Linked DNA regions of Homo sapiens: all the other regions are linked to region 2. A link is a loop called in an ENCODE intact Hi-C map of the cell type or tissue named here. Cell type or tissue: PC-3. All regions are shown on one strand. Each heading gives the region's core, and the rest is flanking DNA. Links, peaks and the distances in the headings are about the cores only.

Region 1 (8,523 bases), core at 337-8,336, 390 kb before region 2:
CACTATATTTCGTAGGGGAAGTAACCATACTTAATGGGACTAAAAAGAACCTAAAAAGTTTTATAGTAATGAAAAATGCTATGAAAAATCATAACATATTTAAGTTTAGTTTTGAATTAAAATTTTCTATAAAGACATTAAATCCTGAAAGTAGAACAACCAATTTAGGAAAACTAATTTTTGCAATCTTGGCATGAGGCAAGGGAAATGAATTTTCATTGGGAAATAATTGTAACTAAAATGAAAGAAGGGCTCCAAAATAGAAAAAAACAAAAAACAAAACAGTATTCCTTAAATATTTGCAATATTCTAATTGTGGCAAATGCTGACAAGCAAGGATTTGAAAATAAGTCTGAAAATTACTACTTGGGATATTCTGAAGACAGGAGAAGCAGTACCAGTAATCAGAATGTTAAATTTACTGTAAGATCAAGAGATATAAAATGCGACTGGGATGTAAATCAATGCAATTAGACATTGCAACACTATTACAAATTTATCATGAAAATTTGTCATTGAGGACATGTTTTGAGATGAGTAGATTTCTACTGCAGAAATGCACACATTTTTCTAAGATTAATATTATGTGGCAAACAAAACACAGATATCCTTGATTAAAGTGAAAATCTTCATAACAACAATAGCTGTTTTCTGAAAATTGATATGTGCCATCCTTTTTCAAAATTCTGAAGATTGTAAGTGACATGTAAGCTTCAAATATTGGCTCAGATTGCATATTTAGGTGAGAAAAAGTCTTTGATAGAGTTAAATAATTCTTACCTTGAAATATTTGAAATAAAATACAATAGAAGAAAATTGTTTAAATATAATAAAGGATTTTAACCAAATAGCAAAAGCAGCATGTTTTTATCTACTTCAGCCAAATAATAAAGCAATTTTAGTTATTATTAAGAAGCAGACAGGGTTAGCAGCTGCCAACATCATTATCAAGTGCAAAGAGAGAAGAAAATAAAATAATAGGCAAAAACATTGGAAAAAAGAAATGATCTTTTTGATTATATCTTTGTGTGCAAAGAAAACTCAAGCTATTAAAGTAAAACAAATATAGCAAAATTAATCAGAAAATTTGTAAGATGTATGAACACCAGAAAAATAAGTTTAAAAAGATTTTCTGCTTACCTACATTTAGAAATGGAGATGATTCTGATAATGTGCTATAACTATACAATGCTCAGGAAAAGCTAGAAAGAAAGTTTCAAAGACTTATTCAATTTGCACAATACTATAATAGAATATCTTATGAAAGAAAATAAAAAGCTGAAGAAATGGAAATGCAGATGTAATCTTGACCGGAAAGATCTATCATAAAATTTAAATCTTCTAAATTGATACGTAAATTAAGACATCTACTGGATTCTTTATTCAATAAAATTATTCAAAATGTGCATAAAATACATTATCAGGACTCAAGGGAAAATTTTCTCTCATGAGAAATGAGAATATTGTTTTGGTTTAAGAATAGAAAAATAAAAAGGAATATAAACAAGAATTTAGAAACACATCTGAGTACTTTTGAGAATATAACATAAGGTAAACTTCATAGTACAACATGGTGAAAAAAAATTATTTGAGAAATAGTGCCAATACAACTGACCGTCCATCTAGAAAACAATAAAAGTGGATCTTCAGTTAAACTATCTGTAAAAAGTATTGCAGAAATATTAACAGTTTAAGTATAAAAAGTGAAGTGAAAAAACAAACAAAGCAAAATGAAAATTAAAAAAGCCCTCTGCAAAAAAGAAAAACCAAGGGAGTACACATACACATCCACACACAACACAGTCACAAATGCACACACATTATACACACACACGTCCATATACACACACACAATGGAGACCTCTATCATGAACAGAAACCCAGAGACGAATGGGGATAATACAGGAATATTAATGTCTTAATATATAGAAAGTTATATAACTCAATAGAAAAATAGGCAGATGATTATAAGTAGACATTCTATGTAAGAGAAGTACAATAGTCCAAACATATTAAGATATTCAAATCCACTCGTAGTTAGGAAAATTCAAAATAAAAAAATCCATACTATTTTAATTTTATTTATCATCAGACAGGTAACAGTTTTTACGGTTGTTGCTGGCAGAGAGGTGTGGAAACCAACCAGCGTGCTTGTGCAGTGCTGGTGAAAGTGATGCCTCTGGCTCCTGTTGAGTCTGTGGGGTAGGAGTCTTCTCTTGACGTCCATACAGTTCTAGTTGCTCTGGCTATAGACTATCTAGTGACCTAAGGTGCCAGTTATTTTTATCCCAGATTGTGAATTCCAACACATTCTGTATATTTGACTTCATCTTCTTATATATAGTTTCCTTCTTTGTCCTTGCATGTAAATACTCTTCCTCTCCATACAAGTTTGAGAGTCACTTTCAAACATTTTATTGTTAAGTACTTGCAAATCAATGAAAAGATTTCAGTTTTTAGAATTTATACCTTATTTTTGGAAGACATAAAAACTCAGACACTCAGAAAAAAAACCACTTGTATTTGTTGATTCTGCATTGTTGTGATCATAATATTCTAAGAATAGGAGCTTAGAATGAGATTTCTAATAAAGTTTCCTTTGTGATAGGAAGTCTGCTTTTTGTATATCTTAGAACATTTATTGGTTGTAATCCAATGAATGATTACCTTTTATAACATAATCATTTATTGGTTGTAAGCCAATAATAGGTTACCTTTTATAAGCGAATCAACTACAGTATTGCTTATTTGGTTTTAGGTAAAATTAAGCATCTATTCACAAACATTTCAAAATTTCTGGTTAGTTCTTGACACTTCAAAGTGGACACACATCTGCATCCACAGCAGGTTTTACAGCAGGAGACACAGTGTGTTTTGCTATTTGTTGTGCTTTGATTTTTATATTGGCAGCTTTTGTGATAAGAAATAATGGCTTATAGACACCTTTAGTATGGTGATGAAGAGAGACTGCAGTAGCAATAACATGATTTGAAATATTCGCCCTCAGAAGCCTAGCGAATTGCCTCAAGCAAATATTTCTAAATCTAAGGTCTTTTACAAGTTTCCTGGGTTTTACCATTGATTTTTAAATTCCATTTAGTACAAATTGCATAATTAGTAACAATTTTACCTAAGCCAATCAGCCTTTTCCACAAATATATAGATATCTGTATTTTTGTGAAGTAAGTCATTTATTTTTAAAATATCTTTGGCATAGTTGGAGCTATTTCAAAGCACCGAAGGAAAGGAAAAGGAAAAAATTCAGAATAAGATGGTGGTGAAATTGCAGGTTTTAATCCAGATATGGAGATGGAATGGATTCGGGTATTTCCCAGATTAACAAAAAAGACTTAATGAAAGATAGTAACCTTGAATGAACTTTCCCAAAAAGAATAAAAAACACACCACAGCATGGGACTGTTGTAAATGTTTTGCAACAACAAAGAAGATTAATATATTACTAAAAACATACACAGAACAATATTTCTGAAAATGATTTACACTAGGAACCAGAAGAAAAATTTAGAATGTATTGCTTAATACCAAAAAAAAATTAAGAAGATCAACTCAATACCAAATTAAATAAGTCACTATATTGAGATAAGAAAAGGTATTGGTAGAATTAGAAAATAAAGTGAGGGAAGAAATAATATCAGAAAAGATTTTAAAGTGAAGAAAGAAAGAAAATAATATGAATAAAAATGTATCAGTGATAGAGGATAGACATGAAAAATATAATATTGAATCCAACAAATAGTCATGGTGAACAAAGTGACCAGAAGGTGGTAGCATCCAATTAGATGTTGTCCAGAAGATGACGGCACTCCAAAACAAGCATAACAGGTATCTTCAATGAAAACAATTGAAAAAAAAAAGAAACAAAAACATTAAATGGTACAGTAGGTGAAAATTTTATTAAATTGAAAAAATTAAATCTACTGATAACAAGAGTTGTCAATGTTCATCAAGATAAATGAAAAGCAGAAACAACAAAACATAACTTACCAGGATTATTGAACTTCATGAATAAACCGAAACCTACATGGGACTAGGGAGAGCCATCTAAAGAGAACAGTAACAATTCTGTCCTTTTCTTCCATAGCTAGGAAATCAGAAGGAAATAGAATATCAACTACAATATCTTGAGGAAAAGAGTTGCTACATCAAGAATTTTAACCTTACCCCAATATTGTTCATAGATTGAGATAACATTAAATTATTTTCAAATATGCAAACCTCCAGGAAGGATTACTAATGTAACTTGGAAAATGGAAAAACAAAGCAAGGTAAAACAATTAAAAAAACCCCAAAACTACTTGAAGATATACACTACTCAACTGAAGGTTGAATAGGAACAAATAATTGATAAATAGGAGAGTTTTGGTTCCAAGGGGTAATGTTAAGTATTAAAACCATTTAAACATACAGTTTAGTATAGATAATTAACATATGTCTAAAACCTAAAGAAATAAATTAAGTGCTAAGAGTAAAAATAATTAGAAAACTAGGAAAATGTTCAGTGAATATAACAATAAAAATAAAGGTAATTTGGGGATGTCGGAAATAGAAGAAACCCAGACTATAAAACAAAATAGAGAAAATAAAGGACACAAAAAGGAAGGATGTAAAACAAAATGTTATATTAAGAGACAGAAGTAAGATACAAATATACATGACAAATTTAGCTTTTCAAATAAATACATAAATTGAGTAAATACAAAAGCAAACTACAAATACTATTACATAATTTCTATGAGACTCACATGTAAAAATAAATCAGAAGTTAAAAATTAAATGTGAAGATTAGTTATCAAATGGAACAAATATAAAAATGTTTGCAAATTTAATATGAAACTTTAAATAAATGTAACATGTTTAAACAATTACAAAGGAGGCTTATATTTTACTGAAATGTAACTCAACAAGTGACATAGTATTGAAATCTATAAAGTCAAAACCAAAGTAAATGTTGTATCTAGAGATATTGGCAGAAAATCAGTACTAGTGTGAAACTAATTGCCTCCTTTAGTCCTTAAAAGATTACATTGAACACAGATAAATGAATGGGAAATTAAAAAGATTTCAAAACTATGTAATAAACTCCATGCACTACAGAAAATCACCTTCTTTTAAGCACTTGTAAGGTTTTTTTTTTTAATTGAACATCAATATATTCCAAAAGATAGAATTAGTGTAGGTTATAGACACTGGGAACAATATTAGAAAGCTAGAAATAAATAACAGAAGAAAAATAGTGTTAAAAAATGTGAGAATAAACAATTTTGTAGTCAAAGAAGAAAATAAATTAAAATTTAATAAGCAAGGAGACTGCATATAAAAACCTCTGGTATATTGCCAAAGCTGTATTTACAGGAAAGTTATAGAATTAAGCGCCTTTATTACATTCTTATTATATAAATGTAAAAATGGAACAAAAAGCTACTGAATTTGAAAATTTATATAAAGAAAAAATAGACAAAAAAAGCAGGAGAAAATAATTTTAGCTAAAATTAATGAATAGAAAACTGAAAAGCAGTATAAAGTATAATAAATCCAAGAGCTTTTTGTACCTTGGTGATAAATATCTAAGTGGTTTTTCAAAGAAGGAAAAAAACAGGCAAGCACACAAATTAGGGATAAATAAGAAGACAAAGCCAGCTGACACAGAAGTCAAAGCTATTGGGTAATACTTTCTATTGATTTATGTTAAAAATGTTAAAATCTAGAAAAATGTATTTTCTCCAGGAAGACCTAAATTGCTGAATGTTGCTAAAATAGATAGGAAATATATGTAGTTTAGTATCTATGAAATTCTTGAGGAAATTGTTCTACACCTACCCCTAAAAGCTATCCAGATAGCTTCAAAGACTTCAAGGAAGAGACAATTCTGAAGAGTTTGAGTAATCTATAGATCACAGGAAAAGGTAGGAAAGCTTCCAAACTTGTGAAACTGAGCACATAAATAATACTTTCATTTTGATTATATAGGCAAAAAGGTAAAATGTTATAGAAAACAGTTGTATTTTACATATAGTTACAATTATATTTCAAAAGACCCTTCACTAAGTAGTGCTCATTCTAAAACTGCTGGGAGAGTGCATATTGTGAATTCACATGATTAGTTTAAAGAAGATGAAAAGTATTCATTCATGTTGCAAAGACTTTTTTAATTGATGAACTGTTAATCCATTTTGGATGTTAGTTAAAACTAATTTTTTTTATACTTTAATTTCTGGGATACATGTGCAGAACGTGAATGTTTGTTGCATAGGTATACATGTGCCATGGTTGTTAGCTGCACCCATCAACCTATCATGTACAATAGGTATTTCTCCTAATGCTATTCCTCCCCTAGTCCCCAAGCCCCGACAGGCCCTGGTATGTGACGTTCCCCTCCCTGCGTCCATGTGTTCTCATTGTTCAGCTCCCACTTGTGAGTCAGAACATGTGGTGTGTTTTTCTGTCCTGTGTTAGTTTGCTGAGAATGATGGTTTCCAGCTTCATCCATGTTCCTGCAAAGGACATGAACTCATTCTTTTTTATGGCTGCATAGTATTCCATGGTGTATATGTGACACATTTTCTTTATCCAGTCTATCATTGATGGGCATTTGAGTTGGTTTCAAGTCTTTGCTATTGTGAATAGTGCTGTAATACACATACTTGCGCATGTGTCTTTATAGTAGAATGATTTATAATCCTTTGGGTATATACCCAGTAATGGGATTGCTGGATCAAATGGTATTTCTAGTTCTAGATCCTTGAGGAATTGCCACACTATCTTCCACAATGGTTGAACTAATTTACACTCCCACCAACGGTGTAAAAGCGTTCCTATTTCCCCACATTCTCTCCAGCATCTGTTGTTTCCTGATTTTTTAATGATTGCCGTTCTAACTGGCATGAGGTGGTATCTCACTGTGGTTTTGATTTGCATTTCTCTAATGACCAGTGATGATGAGCTATTTTTCATATGTTTGTTGGCAGCATAAATGTCTTCTTTTGAAAAGTGTCTTTTTATATCCTTCACCCACTTTTTGATGTTTTTTTTTTCTTGTAAATTTGTTTAAGCTCCTTGTATATTCTGGATATTAGCTCTTTGTCAGATGGGTAGATTGAAAAAACTTTCTCCCATTCTGTAGGATGCCTGTTAACTCTGATGACAGTTTCTTTTGCTATGCAGAAGTTCTTTAATTTAATTAGATCCCATTTGTCAATTTTGGCTTTTGTCGCCATTGCTTTTGATGTTTTAGTCATGAAGTCTTTGCCCATGCCTGTGTCCTGAATGGTATGGCCTAGATTTTTTTCTAGGGTTTTTATGGTTTTAGGTCTTATGTTTAAGTCTTTAATCCGTCTTGAGTTAATTTTTGTGTAAGGTGTAAGGAAGGGGTCCAGTTTCAGTTTTCTGCATATGGCTAGCCTGTTTTCCTAACACCATTAATTAAATAGGGAATCCTTTCCCCGTTGCTTGTTTTTGTCAGGTTTGTCAAAGATCAGATGGTTGTAAACGTGTGGCATCATTTCTGAGGCCTCTGTTCTGTTCCATTGGTCTATGTATCTGTTTTGGTACCAGTACCATGCTGTGTTGTTTACTGTAGCCTTGTGGTGTACTTTGAAGTCACGTAGTGTGATGCCTCCATCTTTGTTCTTTTTGCTGAGGATTGTCCTGGCTATATACTCTCTTTTTTGGTTCCATATGAAATTTAAAGTAGTTTTTTCTAATTCTGTGAAGAAAGTCAATGGTAGCTTGATGGGGGTAGCATTGAATCTATAAATTACTTTGGGCAGTATGGCCATTTTCACGATACTGATTCTTCCTATCCATGAGCCTGGAAGGTTTTTCCGTTTGTTTGTGTCCTCTCTGATTTCCTTGAGCAGTGGTTTGTAGTTCTGTTTGAAGAGGTCCTTCACATCCCTTTTAAGTTGTATTCCTAGGTATTTTATTCTCTTTGTAGCAATTGTGAATGGGAGTTTACTATGATTTGGCTCTCTGTCTATTATTGGTGTATAGAAATGCTTGTGATTTTTGCACATTGATTTTTGTATCCTGAGACTTTGCTGAAGTTCCTTATCACTTTAAAGAGTTTTTGGGCTGAGACGATGCAGTTTTCCAAATGTACAATCACGTCATCTCCAGACAGACACAATTTGACTTCTTCTCTTCCTATTTGGATACTCTTTATTTTTTTCTCTTGCCTGATTGCCCCGGGCAGAACTTCCAACACTATGTTGAATAGGAGTGGTGAGAGAGGGCATTCTTGTCTTTTGCCAGTTTTCAAAGGGAATGCTTCCAGCTTTTGCCCATTCAGTATGATATCGGCTGCTGGTTTGTCATAAAGAGCTCTTATTATTTTGAGATACATTCCATCAATACCTAGTTTATTGAGTGCTTTTAGCATGAAGTGTGTTGAATTTTATCCAAGGCTTTTTCTGTATCTATTGAGATAATCATGTGGTTTTTGTCATTGGTTCTGTTTATGTGAAGGATTACGTTTATTGATTTGCGTATGTTGAACCAGCCTTG
Region 2 (8,523 bases), core at 406-8,405:
TAAGCCATTTTGAATTACAATTTCTGTTACTCGTAGATAACATGTTTTTAAATGAGACACTCATTTAAAACCTTCAACAATCCTCCTTCCCAATGAAGACCCCTTAATATAATTGCAAAGCCCATTTGCAGCCCATTTCTGCCTTCCCTCCAGCCCCTTTCAAAGCTCTTGGGTGACTAGGTGCATAGTCAACGAGCACTAATATTTTGAAAGGAATCTTTCTTTAGTAGTAGGTCTCAACCATGGGCTTCAAATATTCAGTAAACCATGCTGTAAACAGATGTGCTGTCATCCAGGCTTTGTTGTTCCTTTTACAGAGCACAAGTGGAATAGATTTACAATAATACTTAAGGGCCTTGTGATTTTCAGAATGGTAAATGAGCATTGGCTTCAACTTGTCACCAGCTGCATTAGCCCATAAAAAAGAGTCAGCCTGTCCTTTGAAACTTTGGAGCCAGGCATTGACTTCTCTCTAACTATGAAAGTCCTAGATGATGTTATCTTCCAACAGAATGCTCTTTTATCTACATTGAAATTCTGCTGTTTTGTGTAGCCACCTTCTTCAATGATCTTGGCTAGATCTTCTGGATAACTTGCAGCAGTTTCTCCATCAGCACTTACTGCTTTACCTTGCACTTTTATGTTATAGAGATGGCTTCCTTCCTTAAACCTCATGAATCAGCCTCTGCTAGCTTCTGACTTTTCTTCTAAAGCTTCCTTACCTCTCTCAGTATTCATACAATTGAAGAGAGTTAGCGCCTCCCCCTGGATTAGGTTTTGGCTTAAGGGAATGTTGTGGCTGGTTTGATCTTCTATCCAGGCTGCTAAAACTTTCTCCATATCAGCAAGGAGCTTGTTTTGCTTTCTTATCATTTGTGTGTTCATATAGAGTATCATTTTTTTCGTTAGTATAGGTTAGCACTTTTAATTTCCTTTAAGGACTTTTCCTTTGCATTCACAAGTTAGCTATTTGGTGCAAGAGGCCTAGCTTTCAGTCTATCTCAGCTTTCAACATTGGCTTCCTCACTAAGCTTAATCATTTTTAGCTTTTGATTTAAAATAAGGGTATGTGACTCTTCCTCTCACTTGAACACACAGAGGCCATTTTAGGGTTATTGATTGGACTAATTGCAATATTGTTGTGTCTCAGGGAAGAGGGAAGCCTGAAGAAAGGGAGAGAGACAGGGGTGTACCATTCGATGGAACGGTTGTAACACACACAACATTTGATTTATTAAGTTTGTTGTCTTATTGATATGGGAGGGGGCAGGGAAGTTCTGGGTAGAGAAAGGTGGGTCCCTGGCTATGGCTCCACCCCCTGGGCCTGTGCCCACGGACCTAGGTGAGGACAGCCATTTCTTATTTTGTGCCGAAATGTTGCATTACCCAAGACCACTTGTCCTGCCACGCCCCCATCCTGTACCTATGAAAAACCCGAGACCCTAGTGGGCATGCACACAAGCAGCTGGACGTCAAGAGGAACAGACTGGCAGAAGACACAAGTGGCTGGACGTCAAGAGGAATGCACTTGTGTAAGAGCACACTGACAGACACTGGCAGACCTGCAGACCGTCAACCAGCGGAATGATGCGAAGTTTGGCCGGGGCAGTTAGAGGAGAGCCCAGCCACTGAACGGGCCCAACTCCAGGGTAAAACCACCTTCCCACTCCATCTCCCTTCTGGCTCCCCCATATGCTGAGAGCTACTTCCACCCAATAAAACTTGCACTCAACTCATTCTCCAAGCCCATGTGTGCCCTGATTCTTCTGGTATACCAAGGCAAGAAACTCTGGGATACAGAAAGCCCCCTGTCTTTGTGATAAGGCAGAGGGTGTAATTGAGCTAACACAAGCTGCCTATGGACGGCTAAACTGAAAGAACACCCTGTAACTCATGCCCACTGGGGCTACAGGTGTAAACATTCAACCCTAGACACTGCTGTAGGGTGGGAGACCCACAGCCTGCCCATCTGCCTGTTCCCCCAGAGGTCTGAGCAGGGGCTCACCAAAGAAGCGAGCCACAACCCCATTGCATGCCTTGCAAGGGAGAATAAAAGAACTTTTCCCATTTCATTATGTGGATGTGGTTCGTGGTGCCCCGAAACAATTAACAATAATAACATTAAACATCACTGATCACAGATCACCATAACAGATAAAATAATAATGAAAAAATCTGAAATACCGCAAGAGTTATCAAAATGTGGCAGAGACATGAAATGAGCACACACTATTGGAAAAATGATGCCGATAGCCTTGCTTGACTCAGTGTTGCCACAAATCTTTAATTTGTAAAACATGCAATATCTGCACAGTGCAACAAAGAAAAGCACAATAAAATGTGGTATGCCTGTACTCAATAAAAGATAAATAAATATTAAATAAATAAGTGGAATTGAGCCAGGTGACAGTCCCAGGATATGTCAATGACACATCAAACTCGCATTCATTTTTGCTAGTGGAACTCTTTTTAGATAAGCTAGTTGTCACAATCCTCTGATCATCATCATCACAATTGATTTAGCACAATCTCAATATCTCAATGACACACTGTCACAACTCCAGCGCCTACAGAAGTGAGACAAATCAAAAACCAATTCACATTTCTGGATCACCCAGAAATAGAAAAATAACTTCACTCAAAGATAACCTCAGAGGAAGGCAAGAACAACTACATCTGGGAAAAGAAGCAAAAAACAAGTGTATAATTACTACAGTAAACTATAATGCTTTCATATCCAAGATATAATGGAACAAAGAGTCGGAAAATGTGGACTATAATGCTCAGATGGTCAAAACACCATGGTTCATTCTTTTCTCCAATTACTTATTATTAAGAGCCGCATAGACACTGTGTAATCCTCCAACTTTTATGTTTTACTTCTTTTGTTTTTTGTTTGGCTATTTGAATTAATGTGTCGTATAATTGAATTGTAAATGACCAAGAACTAGCCAAAGAAGCAAAATTATTTAGAGATAGTCTCAGAGAACAAATGATGTCACATGTGATTTATTTTATCATATAATAAAATATCTATTTCTCATTAGAAACAGAGAAAGCTGGCAAAATACTATTTCTGTGTTCCACATAAGAATTTTGAAGTATTCTACAACTTAAATTTTTTTTTCTATATGCATTACAGTGTCTGAGAAGGGTTATATGGTACTTGACTTATTTCATAGAATGTTATGTTTAACAAAAGTTATTCATTTCCCTCAAAAAAGCCTCTTTTGGGATAGACTAACGTGTACTTGACTGCAGAGATATACTTTTATTTATTCTCAAGAGTTGCTGTCAAATACTATAAGATTAATACTATAAGAAGAATTAATATAAGATTAATACTATAAGATTAAATACCATAAGATTACTAATTTTACAGTTGTGGATATTGACTAGCATCTGTGGGAACTAATAATGTACTGACTTCAGTCTTTGGTCTGTCCTGTTAAAATTTTATATGTAATCTTAATAAAGATCAGATGGTCTTAAATGTAAGTGAAGATTTCATTCAATAGACAGATTTGACGAGATGTCATGTAATGTTAATTCTACGTTATTAAGATTCTGACCGAAAATTATAGGATGTGACAGGACCTTAGAGAGCTTCTCATCTAAACTCATTATCTTGAAAGATATCCAGAGAGGTAGAGTGACTTGTCCAAATTTATGCAGTGAGTTGATGGATCCAAGGCTGAAAGCCACATCTCTTCATGCTTTTTCTAGTATTCCTCCATTGTTATGCAATGGTTCTGTATGAAACTTCTTGAATGGAGATGAGGAATGGATTAAAATTAACTTACGGCATTTGGTGAATGGAGAAGAGGAATGGATTAAAATTAACTTATGTCATTTGGTATAAGTTTGGTTGATGAGATAAAACTAAGACAAGGATGAGGTAAATAAATTGTGGGACCACTGGGATGAAGAGAGTGACTAGGCCCAAGCATGGTGGCTCATGCCTGTAATCCCAGCAATTTGAGAGGGCGAGGCAGGAGGATCACTTGAGGCCAGGGGTTCAAAACCAGCCTGGGCAGCACAGTGAAACCCCTGTCTCTACAAAATAATTTAAAATAGTCAAGTGTTGTGGTGTGAGCCTGTAGTCCTAGCTATTCAGAAAACCAAGGTAGGAGGATTGCTTGAATCCAGGAGTTTGAGGTTGCAAATTGTGATCACGCCACTGCACTCCAACCTGGGCTACAGAGTAAGACCCTGCCTCTAAAAAAAAAAAAAAATGGTTATTTTATTTCATTTCACTTCAATGTTTCTAAACAAGTGATTAAGAAGTTTAGTATAGCCATATGATCAAATATAAAAGACATATAAATTATTCAATGTTACAACTACCAAATGCTGAGCTCTTGAGAGATGGAGACAAGTTCCATCATTAATGGGAATAAGTATAATCCAACCTTTAAAGGAATGGAATGTGAAAATTAACACATAATTATAAATCAACAACATAATCATAAACATAAAAAAACTGTGCTTGTTTTTGCTTATAATTTTATATCAATCCTAGATTGATGTTATAATGAGAAGCGTCTTAGTCTGCATGAAGATTCCTAACCTGATCAGTAATAATTGTTATTATTTATCATTCAATATGTGGCAGGCAATCTGGTACCATATACAATATCTCATTTATTTTAATGAAACAGCCATGACATAGAAAACTTATGGAACCTGTTCAAAGTTACAGTTTGAGATTGTAAATATTGGCTTAGAATCCTGGCATTCTCACTCTAGAATTCTTATATTTAATTGCATCCTCATACCAAATGTTGATATTCCACCCTCTGGTGGTTAGGAGGTGCCACTGCAGCTGCAGTCATTCCAGGAGAATGATTTCAAGTCCAGGAGAGACCAGGGAATTGTTCACCCCTTTAGTAGCAAGAGTATCCAGTTACTGTATGCAATTAGGTAACCAGTTCTATCTATTTCTCAAGAATACCAGCAGATAAACTACATAGTCATAATTTTTCAAATGCTTACAAAGCTAATACTTAGTTTTTAGTAGGCTGCATGTAAACAATTCCAAGGTGACCAGTTGTCCTAGCCTACGTCATTCCATAGTAATAAACCAGGTAACTTCCTCTATAAATCCAGCAACAACCAAAATCTGTGTTTACTCACTGAATCAAAATTATATACTGAAACACTTATTAATTTGGCTCTCACTTAAATAAAATGTGCAAATGCCTCATTCCAAAGAGAAAATAACTCATGGAGTGACCTTATTCACAAATGACAGACTTAACATCACCATATGAAATTTGAAGGGACTGCCCAAGTACTCAGTAATTGGCTGCACATTGTGAAATTAATAAGAAGGCTGCTGGCTGGAGACAGTTCTGTAAATTCCAGCCTATATGATGTCCTGCCTATACCTATACAATTTGGCAAGAGGACTCTGTGTTGGTATTGAGAACTGGCTCCCATTTTCATGGTAAAAACATACCTACATGGCCAGGCACAGTGGCTCACGCCTGTAATCCCAGCACTTTTGGAGTCCATGGCGGGGGGGATCACCTGAGGTCAGGAGTTCGAGATGAGCCTGGCCAACATGGTGAAATCCCGTCTCTACTAAAAATACAAAAATTAGCCAGGTGTGGTGGTACACACCTGTAATCCTAGCTACTTGGGAGGCTGAGGCAGGAGAATGGCTTGAACCTAGGAGACAGAGGTTGCAGTGAGCCAAGATCACACCACTGTACTCCAGCCTGAGTGACAAAGCAAGACTCCGTCTAAAAAAAAAAAGAAAAAAAAAACCTACAAATAAACATGATTTTGAAATAATTGAATAAGTTTGTGCCATGGTAATAAGTAGCTTTCTTAATGATTTTGTTCTTATTAAACAAAGGGGTAGCTGAAAGATAGGCATAGTTTTTAAATTTGTTTTTCTTTGAGCTCAATACTCTTGCCAATTCTTAGAAATCTTGGAAATGTCAAAATTTCAAAACTATATTTCTTCAGATGTTTAGTTATAATTAAATTTTTACTTAGCACCTTCTATGTATGAATTTTTGAAGATACATTTATGGGAATCTGATGATATGGCAATGAGACACCATGCTCAGTGTTGGGGTTATGGAAGTGAGGAAGATACACATGCTTCTCCTCTTCATGGAATTCACAATTAGTGGCAAAAGCACAAAAGAGAAATAAATAAAATCATCATAAGTTAAGATGAGTTTTAAAAATGAAAAAATATGAGACCCTGATAATGGAATTTTCTCATATAGGATGATAGAGAGACATTCTAAGAAGTAACTCTTAAGCTAAGACACAAAAGATGAGAACTATGGATAGAATGGGAGAAGGCAGTGGAGGGGTGAAACAGACAGGCAGCTGCGTATGCAAAGTTTGGAGGCAAGGAGAGGTTTAGTGTGCCAAGGAGCTGCATGAGGCCTGTGAGGATGAATCATGTTGGGCAGAGTGACATGACAAGAGTTAGATTTAGAAAAATAGGGCCGGGCATGGTTGCTCACGCCTCTAATCCCAGCACTTTGGGAGGCCAAGACAGGAAGATCACCTGAAGTCAGGAGTTCGAGACCAGCCTGGCCAACATGATGAAACCCCCATCTCTATTAAAAATACAAAAATTAGCTGGACGTGGTGGTGGGCGCATGTAATCCCAGCTAATCAGGAGGCTGAGGCAGGAGAATTGCTTGAACTCGGGAGGCGGAGGTTGCAGTGACCTGAGACCATGCCATTGCACTCCAGCCTGGGCGACAAGAGTGAAATTCTGTCAAAAAAAAAAAAAAAAAAAAAAAGAAAAGAAAAAGAAAAAGAAAGAAAGAAAGAAAGAAAGGCCATGGCCAGGTCTTATAAGATGTTGTAGGGAAGTCTAAAGGAAAAAGATCTTATTGTAAGGACAATGAGAAGCCATTTGGTATCTTTAAGCAAGAAAGTCACAAGCTATAATGAAGCCTCTGTGCAATAACGAAGCCTCCGTGCAATAATAAATACATATATGCGTAAGAATTAAATGGGTGGCTGTAGGGTTCATGTGGAGGGCACACTGAGATCTTTAAACATACAAGTGTGGTTATTCAAAATTATAAATGACTTGCGTGTGTTACAAAGGTATTGTATACAAGATGAGTGTGCAGCCTATAAAGCTGAAAGTATTCAGATGTGCCCTTTTAAATTTATAATATCCTCAGTCTTTCAAGGAAGTGTTTGCATAAGAATTACTGAGAATTGCTGAATGTTCTTGGGCTTCTTCAGACCTTAGAAAGGGAGTCTAGTTAGTGCACTAAGACTATACTTCTATTTTATTGTCATTAGCTGAGCCAAATATATTATAGAATATGTTATAGAAATTGTGCTGGTTGGCTCTGTGCCATGAGTATGAAACTATGCTAAGAACGGTGTCCTAATGCGATAAACATAGGAACTGATCATCTGTCTGCAGTCAATAAAAAAAGCACAGAATAAAGATGAAAAATATCTGAAGAAGGTTCATTATAAAGGAAAATAATCAACCTTTGAGAAGCACAAACACAAGTAAACACACCACTTTGTCAAGTATAGAAAAAAGGAATTAAATCCATTAGTAATTCAGAAAAGGAAGAAATAACTCCTAAATGGGAAGATTGGGGAAGACTTCAGGAAAAGGACGCATTTAAACTTGGCTTTCAAGGAGATTAGGGAAACGAAATGTTAGGCAAAAGACAAGTATTTATTGGGCAATGGCCACACTCAGTACTTTGCATGAACACTGAGAAGGAATGTGATCACAAAGTCCTCTCACATTCTGGTCCACTGGAGAGAACAATATCTGAGTGGAATGAGATTGGGCTCAACCTGGATCCAATTCTAACTTTAAATGTCTTGAACATCAAATTACCACATTCTGCTACATTGGCAGCTCTCAAAACCAGTGCTAAATGTTAATCAGTATTCAGTTGGCCACTGCCTCATGCATTTCTCATTGTCCACTTACCAATGTGCAGAGTCATGGTGGCAAAAAAAAAAAAAAATGTTAGCTTGGTTGGACAGGTTTAGACTCTTATTTGACCAACCCCACCTTGAATGAGTCATCTTTGGAGCTAACATAAAAGCCATTTTGAAGATTCAAAATGGACTTACATCTTTGTTAATAAGACATCATCTGCATATATAACCAAAGTGGTAATGAGATGTTATCCTTCAAATTAGTTTAAGCAATGAGTTGCAAAGAAGTCTTGAGAAGCCAACACCCAGGTTTCTGAGTATATAATCGCCGCACCAAAGAATTTAATTTTCAAACTCAGCATGTTGAGTCCTTATGACCATCTTTAAGGATTTTTAGCAATATGCCTCATAGCCACTGCCATTCACTCAGGAGCTTCCACAATGCCCCACCACTCTCTGCCATCACACATGGCACTAATCCTATAACCTTTGAAGACAGATTGTGTTTGCCCAGCAGCTTCCATAGCAGAACCTGTTTCCTGGACAACTTTCAAGAAACCTGCAATGAAACCACCAGCTGCCAAATGACCAATTGTGAACAGGACTTATTCACAGACGATA
Region 3 (8,523 bases), core at 337-8,336, 68 kb before region 2:
TGCAGAAGCTCTTTAGTTTAATTAGGTCCCACATCAATGTCTGGTTTTGTTGCAATTGTTTTTGAGGACTTAGTCATAAATTCTTTCCCAAGCTGATGTCCAGAATGGTGTTTCCTAGGTTTTCTTTCAGATTTCTCATAGTTTGAGGTCTTATATTTAAATGTTTAATTCATTTTAAGTTAATTTTTGTATATAGTAAAAAATAGGGGTCCAGGTTTATTTTTCTGCAGATTGCTAACTAGCTATCCCAGCATCATTTATTGAATAGGGAGTGTTTTCTGTATTGCTTATTTTTGCTGAAGTTGTTGAAAATCAGCTGGCTGTAGGTGTGTAGTTTTATTTCTAGGTTCTTTATTCTGTGTCATTGGTCTATGTATCTGTTTTTATATCAGTACCATCCTGTTTGGGTTGCTGTAGCCTTATAGGACAGTTTGAAGTCAGGTAATGTGATGCCTCTGGCTTTGTTCTTTTTGCATAGAATTGCCTTGGCTATTTGAGATCCTTTTTTTTCCATATGAATTTTAGAATACTTTTTAAAAATTCTGTGAAGAATTAAATTTGTAGTTCGATAGGAATACCATTGAATCTGTAGATTGCTCTAGGCAGTATAGACATTTTAACGGTATTGATTCTTCAAATCCATGAGCATGAAAATTTTCTCATTTGTTTGTATAATCTATGATTTCTTTCAGCAGTGGTTTGCAGTTTGCCTTCTAGAGACCTTTCACCTCTTTGGTTAGATGTATTCCCAGGTATTTGATTGTTGACGTGACTATTGTAAATATTATTTTATTCTTGATTTGGCTCTTAGCTTAAATAATAGTTATATATAGAAATGCTACTAATTTTTTACATTGATTTTGTGTTGTGAAACTTGATTTAAGTCATTTATGAAATCCAGGAGCTTTTTGGCAGAGTTTTTATGGTTGTCTAGGTATGGAATCATATTATCCACAAAGAGATACAGTTTAACTTATTTTCCTATTTGAATTCGTTTTATTTCTTTCCTTCTCCTGACTGCATTAGCTAGGACTTCCAGTACTATGTTGAATAGGAGTAGTGAGAGAGTGGACATCCTTGTCTTATTCCAGTTCTCAAGGAGAATGCTTCCAGATTTTTCTCATTCAGTGTGATGTTGCCTGTGGGTCTGTCATAGATGGCTCTTATCATTTTGAGGTATGTTCCCTTGATGCCTAGTTTTTTTTGAGGGTTTTTTAACGTAAGGGAATATTGGATTTTATTGAAAGCTCTTTCTGTCTGTTGAAATAATTACTTGGTTTTTGTTTGTAATTTAGTTTATGTGGTAAATCACATTTATTGATTTACACATCTTGACACAACATTACATTCCAGGAATGAAGCCTATTTGATCACTATAAATTAACTTTTTGATATGCTATTGGATTCTGTTTGCTAATTATTTGTTAAGTTTTTATTGTGTTTATTTTATTAGGAATATTAGCCTGTAATTGTCTTTTCTAATTTTGTTTTTGCCATGTGTTGTATCAGAGTGATGCTGGAGTCATAGAATGAGTTAGGGAGGAGTCCCTCCTCCTCAATTTTTGGGAATAGTTTCAATAGAATTCGTACCAGCTCCTGATTGTACATCTGGTAGAATTCAACTGTAAATCCATCTGGTACTGGGCTTTTTTTTTTTTTTTTGGTTGGTAGTTTTTTTAATTACTTATTTAATTTCAGAACTCAATATTAGTCTCTCCAGGGTTTCAATTTCTTCCTGATTCAATAGAGGTATTCATAATAGTCTCTGAGGATCTTTTATGTCTCTGTGAGATTCGTTGTAATGTCACCTTTTTCATTTCTGATCATGTTTATTTGAATCTTATCTCTTCTATTTTTTGTTACTCTAACTAGGGATCAATAGGTCACTAGTTAGAATCATCTTGTTTATCCTTTCCAAGAACAAACTTTTTGTTTAATTGATTCTCTATAAATATTCAGGTCTCAATTTTTTTCCATGTGTGCTTTGATTTTGCTTGTTTCTTTTCTTCTGCTAGATTTGTGATTAGCTCGTTATTGTTTTTCTAGTTTCTCTGGGTGTGATACCAAATCTTTGAGATCTTTCTAACTTTCTGAGGTAGGCATTTTGTTCTACAAACTCTCCTGTTAACACCACTTTTGCTGCATCCAAAAGATTTTGGTGTGTTGTGTCTCAGTTTTCATTCATTTCAAAGAATTTTTAAATCCTGCCTTGATTTCATTTTTTAACCGCTAAGTCATTCAGGCTGCTTAATTGCAATGCAATTGTGTGGTTTTGAGGGAAATTTTTCATATTAATTTCCATTTTTATTGCACTGTGATCTGAGAGTATGATGAAATGAGGTTTGTTTTTTTTTTAAATTTATCGAGACTTATTTTATGCCTGAGCATGTGGTCAATCTTGGAGCATGTTCTGTGTGCAGAGGAGAAGAATGTATATTCTGTGGTAGATGGGTAGACTATTCTGTAGATATTTATTAGAGTCAAGTGCCGAGTTCAAGTCTAGAATTTCTTCATCGGTTTTCTGCCTTGATTATCTGTCTACTGCTGTCAGTGGGGTATTGAAGTCTCCCCACTAACATTGTGTGGCTGTATGTCTTTCTGCAGACCTGGAAGTACTTGTTTTATGAATCTGGGTGCTCCAATGTTGAGTGCATATATCTTTTTTTTTTTTTTTTTTGAGACCGAGTCTCACTCTGACCTGCCTTGGCCTCCCAAAGTGCTGGGATTATAGCCGTGAGCCACCATTCCCGGCCGAGTGCATATATCTTTAAGATAGTTAAGTTTTCTTTTTAAATTAAATCCTTCATCATTATGTAATGCTCTTTTTTATTCTTTTACTGTTGTTGATTTAAAGTCTGTTTTATCCAATATAACAATAGCAACTCCTGCTCTTTTTCCTGTTTTCCTTTTGTGAGATAGATCTTTGTCCATCCCTTAACTTTGAGCCTATGGGTGTCATAGTGTGTGTGAGGGGTCTCTTAAACACAGCAAATGAATATTCTTTTTTAAATTCAATTTACCACTTTGTGCCATTCAATTGACACATTAGGCCATTTACATTCAAGGTTAATTTTGATATGTGAAGTTTCTATCTTATCACGAAGTTGTTAGCTGGCTGCTTTGTTGATATTCTATTCTGTGGTTGTATTATAGGGTCTGTAAGCTATGTACTTAAATATGTGTTTGCGGCAGCAGGTTTTTAACTCCTTTAAGCTCTCTTGTAAGGCTGTTCTAGCGGTAATAAAGTCCCTTAGTGTTTGCTTGTCTGGAAGAGATTTCATTCCTCCTTTGCTTATGAAGCTTAGTTTGGCTAAATAGAAAATCCTTGATTGGAATTCCTTGTCTTTAAGAATGCTTAAAATAGGCCCCTAATCTCTTCTGGCTTGTAAGGTTCTGCTGAAAAGTCCACTGTTAGCCTGATGGAGTTCCCTTTGTACATAATCTGACTTTTTTCTCTAGTTGCCTTTAAAAAATTTTTTTAGCATTGACCTTGGACAGTCTGGTGACTGTATGCCTTGGTGACATTCGTTTTGTATTGCAAATCACAGGTGTTCTCTGGATTTCTTATATCTCAATATCTATCTCTCAATCAACATTAGGGGAATTTCATTAATTTATTCCCTCAAATATGTTTTTCAGGTTGTTTACTTTTTCTCCTCTCTCAGGAATACTAATAATTTGTAGGACTTGTCACTTTACAAAATCTCATATTTCTCAAAGACTTCAGTTTTTTTAAAAAATCATTTTTTTAAATTTTTGTCTACCTAGGAGAGTTCAATATTCAAGCTCTAAAATTATTCTTTCTGTTTGGCCCAGTCTATTGATAAAGCTTTCAAGTGTACTTTGAAATTCCCTAAGTGAGTTTCTCATTTCAAGAAGCTCTGAATTATTTCTTCAGATGTTAACTCTTTCTTCATTTCCTGGATCGCTTTAGAAGTTTCTTTCTGTTGATTTTCAACCTTGTCTTGGATCTCATTGAGCTTCCTTGCCATCCATGCTTTGAATTCTTTATCTATCAATTCTGAGTTTCCATTTTGGCTAAGGACCATTGCTGCAGAGCTAGTGTAATCCTTTCGTGGTGTCACTACAGATTTTTCATGGTGCCAGAATTCCTGTTCTGGTTTCTTCTCGTCTGGAAGCACTGGTACTTCTAATTATTGTAATTATTTTTGTGGGGTAGTATTTTTTCTTTTTCTTTCTTTCTCTGTTTTTCTCTCCCTTTCCCCTTCCTACTTCCTTAGGGGGTGCGACTGCAGAGAATGCTGGGTAGGGTTTTTGGCTTTGCTTCTATAGCCCTACGCACTCTGTTGGCATGTTTTATACTGGACTGTGTGGTTTGACTTGCAAGTCAGTAGATGGCGCTGATGGGAAACAGCCAGCTGCAGCCGACGTGGCTACGTACGTAACTTGATCCTTGTTTACTGGGAGAAGCTCTCTGTTCCCTCAGCCAATGGGCTGATTTGTGGAGTGCGCAGTGGTTTGAGTTCCCTGCTCAGCTCCATGGGAGCAGCGGCCAAGATGGGCAGGGCCAGACTTGGCAGTTCTGCCGACAGGTCCCCTGATGACAGGCACAAGCATCAGCCTTGAGGGAGAGTTCTGTCGGCAGACACCAAACACTCAGAGGCGGGTCAGGTATGGAGGTGTGAAAGCTCCTCAGTCCCAAGATCTCTGCAAAGGTAGAAAGGGTGCCCTAAACTCTTAATCCAGGAGAGAGGGTGCTCCAGATGCCTGGATATTTACACATATCAGTGACTCTAATACCATCTGTTGAAAAGACATGTTTTTACATTCGAATTGACTTCACATCTTTGTAAAAAATAGGTAGCACACATGTGGATCTGTTGCATAACTCTATTTTGTTCCACTAATTTAATTATCTATATTTAATTCCAGTACCATAATATTTTGATATACATCTTCCTATTTTATTTCTCCTTTTAAAGATGGTGTTGCCTATTCTTCCTCTGTTAAACTTTATAAATTTCAGTCAATTTTTCAATTTTTGGCAATTTTGGCACTTTTGTTTGGAATGTTTTGGATCTGTGAATTTGAGATAATAAAAATTATCCCTAAATTCATAGATCCATGATACGATTCAAGATCTATTCCACAAATGATATGTTTTGATATTATTACAATATATTTTAACTTAATTTTAAACTTAATTTTTCATATGCTTTTCATTTGTATAGACAAATAAAATCAATATTTCTATAGTAATTTTATAGATTACTTAGGATTTTCGATGCGAGCAGTCGCACCTGTGACTAGAATGTTTTACCACTTATTTCCTGTTATTTTTATTTTTATTTTTTGCTTTTTCGTTATAAGACCAATAGTTCAATGTTGACTAGAAATGTTTTGGGAATGTGCAGTATAGTTGATTTGCACGTGTATGTATGAGTGTGTAGTGTGCTACATTCGTTTCTGTTTATAACAATAAATATGTATCTTTTTTGTTTTAAGTGCCTATTGTTTACAGTATCAAGTGATATCTGACCAGGGAGACATGTAAAAGATGATTGATATTATTAATTGAGCTAACTTAGAAGGCATCTGCAACAACACGCCTCCTCTGCCATCCCCAGCGAGCCTGAGAACTCCATTTTCAAACTCTCTCAGCTCGGAAAGTGGGGTCTTTACATACAGCAGTTTATTAATTGAATTTCTCCTGTTCAAGATCACGACATTCAATATACCATCGTATCCTGACTACCTCACTCTTTAAATTTCATTCTAATTCAGTTTAGCTCCAATTTCAGAAGAACTTTTAAACATATATCTAAAAGTTGGAGCTATCTTGAATATCAAAATCACAAGAACTATGAGAATAGCTAAGGGAAATATGAGAAGGTAAAGTAAAATGACCAAAGCAGAGAGAAAAAAATGCATATTTTGTATTTAGGGAAGAAGTGAAATTTAGTTGGTGTACAGTAAAAGAGGGTTTATGTAGAAATGTGAGACAGAACTTGCAATGTAGAATGAGTACATACAGATAGTCTGATGACTGGATATCACTAATCATAGGTTTTTATCCTTTTCATTCAAATTAGTGCAAAGCACCTTCTAATTGGATATGCTTATTCCAGTTTCTCACCCCAATCAAGCTATTTTTACTCACTCTCTAGACTCAGCTGATAGGATACTTTCTTTGGGAACCTTTGCTGACTTCTAAATAGGTGACATCTCTTCGTTAAGTGTTCTTATATGTTGAGGCTGCTTATTCACAGCTTTAATAGCAACTATAATTAAATAATTATTTGGTTAACATCGATTAAACCTGCTAAATGGTAAGTTCAGAGAAACGAACTGTATTTTAAAAAATTGTTTTAAAATTTTCTCATTATATGGTAGCCTATGAATGGATGCATTTTCCTTGAAAAATATAATAAAATATTTTTTCATCATGCATTCCCTAAGAACAGAGCCAGATGAATCTTATTTTGAAAAGTGACAAAATGCTACTGAGGCATGACTAATGAAAAATACAGAAGTTAAGGTTGGGAGGAACAAAGTTGTTATCTGTAATCACTAAAGTGACAAGAATAAATAAAAATTGGTAAAATCAATTGCATATAAATGATTCATGATGAGCTTCCTGGGAAACTGAATACAGTAATTCCTGGAAGTCAGAACCACATGCTGGCCAGTAGCTAGATGGATGGTAATTTCTGGAAATACAGTTGCTAGGGCAGCAGGAACTTAAGACCTGAACCCCCAGATTCAAGACTCACAGAGCTAATGAATGTAACAGATCAAACAGGGAAGGCAGCAGTGGAAACCCACACCACTGGTAGAGGCAAAGCCCATGAGAGATCTAATAGAAATCTGGTAGAGAGCAGGACTGCCTTCGTAGGGAAGTGGAGATCTGGAATCACTGTTGCTGAGTTGCTGGAATATAGGGAGAAATCTACCTTAATCCTGGTAAATTCAAAATGTTGCAAAAGAGTCAGGGATTTCGGCTGGCCATTTTTAGAGAAACTTTAATATGGCATTGGGATAGTTTCTTGAGATAGAATGATAAAGTTTATAATGATAGAGTTTATAATATGATGATAAATTTATCGTTATTTCATCCTGAAATTAGATATTAATCTATTTAACTTTAGTACCAGTTTTGATATTGCAAATTTATTGTCTCCAACATTATAACTACCAGTTGTGTAAGCATGCTTCACTATATAGTTGTGTAATTATTATTGAAACTATCATATTAGTCTTTAAAAGGTAGTTTGCTTTTCTAACTAGAGTATTTCCAGAGGCCAGAGAACCACTTTTATATCTAAAATAGGCATATCATTTCCATTAATCCAAGATGGCTTTGGCTTAGCCAGAAAGTATTCTTTAATGTTAATGCTATTTGTGTCTGTGTTCTAGATCTCTAAGATGGCAGAAACTCACAGATGAGAATTCTATATATAGAGCTAACTTGAATTATAACATTTTTTAAATTATGAAAGTTATAAACAAAATTAGATCAAGTTCACCAGGGAGCATCGAACATTGTCATTCCAATTTCTGTCACAGAAAACTGAATAGAACCTTCCATATTTTCACTCATTATTTCAATCCCTTTGGATTTCCCAGTAAAAGTCTACTAACCATGATTATTACCCAAGCAATCTAGTGGTGATGAGGATGGTGGTGATAATGGGGAGGAGAAGAATAAGAAAGAGGGCCGATGAAGGGAGGGAAAATGAGACCACAGGACACAATTGAAACTGCATTAAAATGAAACTTAGGAAGCAGGGTTCCATCCTCTGCTTGCTGCATGACCTGGAAACTGCCTCTTGGCTCGCGCCTGTAATCCCAGCACTTTAGGAGGGCAAGGCAGGTGGATCATTTTAGCCCAGGAGTTTGAGACCAGTCTGGGCAACATGGCAAAACCCTGTCTCTACAAAAAAATAAAAATAAAAAATAAAAATAAATAATAAAAATAAATAAACAGAAAATTTGCCAGTTGTATTAATACATTTTCATACTGCTGACAAAGACATACCCAAGACTGGGTAATTTATAAAGAAAAAGAGGTTTAATGGACTCACAGTTCCATGTGGCTGGGGAGGCCTCACAATCATGGTGGAAGGCAAAAGGCACATCTTACATGGCGGCAGACAGAAGAGAATGAGAACCAAGTGAAAGGGGTTTCCCCTTATAAAACCGTCAGATCTCATGAGACTCATTTACTACCACGAGAACAGTAGGGGGGAAACTGCCCCCATGATTCGATTATCTCCTACTGGGCCCGTCCCACAACATGTAGGAATTATGGGAGCTACAATTCAAGATGAGATTTGGGTGGGGACACAGCCAAACCATATCACCAGGCATGGTGGCATGTGCCTATTGTCCCATTTACCCAGGAGGCTGAGGTAGGAGGATCACCTGAGCCCAGAATTCAAGGCTGCAAGGAACTGTGATCAAATCACTGCACTCCAGCCTGGGCAATAGAGTGAGACCCTGTCCAAAAAAAAAAAAAAAAAAAAGATACTGACTCTTTTAGAGCTCAAGTGCCACCTTAAT

What was found. A loop is a pair of places that touch in the nucleus more often than their neighbours do. Peaks named below come from ENCODE experiments on the same cell type or tissue, not always from the same donor. Only the 100,000 strongest peaks of a DNase experiment are listed, where the experiment ranks them.
Region 1: a loop joins it to region 2, with 15 times the contacts of the local background. A loop is called at or near these places in 11 of 110 quality-filtered maps.
Region 3: a loop joins it to region 2, with 13 times the contacts of the local background. A loop is called at or near these places in 9 of 110 quality-filtered maps.

The regions. Positions count from the first base shown.
Region 1 is chr21:30,728,496-30,737,018 of GRCh38, reverse strand. No RefSeq gene overlaps it. Among named protein-coding and RNA genes, the nearest start is that of KRTAP21-3, 14 kb to the right of the region's middle. In PC-3, for the core only: a CTCF peak has its summit at 3,777 (motif pointing right); a DNase peak (open chromatin) is centred at 3,798; H3K27me3 peaks cover 301 bases.
Region 2 is chr21:30,337,449-30,345,971 of GRCh38, reverse strand. KRTAP27-1 (keratin associated protein 27-1) reads left to right here and starts at 8,278. Exons shown (of 1, transcript NM_001077711.1): 1 at 8,278-8,523. The coding sequence starts at 8,304. In PC-3, for the core only: CTCF peaks have their summits at 814, 4,601 and 4,804 (motif pointing left); a DNase peak (open chromatin) is centred at 4,941; H3K27ac peaks cover 3,970 bases; H3K27me3 peaks cover 993 bases.
Region 3 is chr21:30,404,911-30,413,433 of GRCh38, reverse strand. The region is part of intron 3 of LOC105372772 (a long non-coding RNA gene); the gene reads left to right. Among named protein-coding and RNA genes, the nearest start is that of KRTAP13-1, 13 kb to the right of the region's middle. In PC-3, for the core only: a CTCF peak has its summit at 4,343 (motif pointing right); a DNase peak (open chromatin) is centred at 4,423; H3K4me3 peaks cover 432 bases; H3K27me3 peaks cover 935 bases.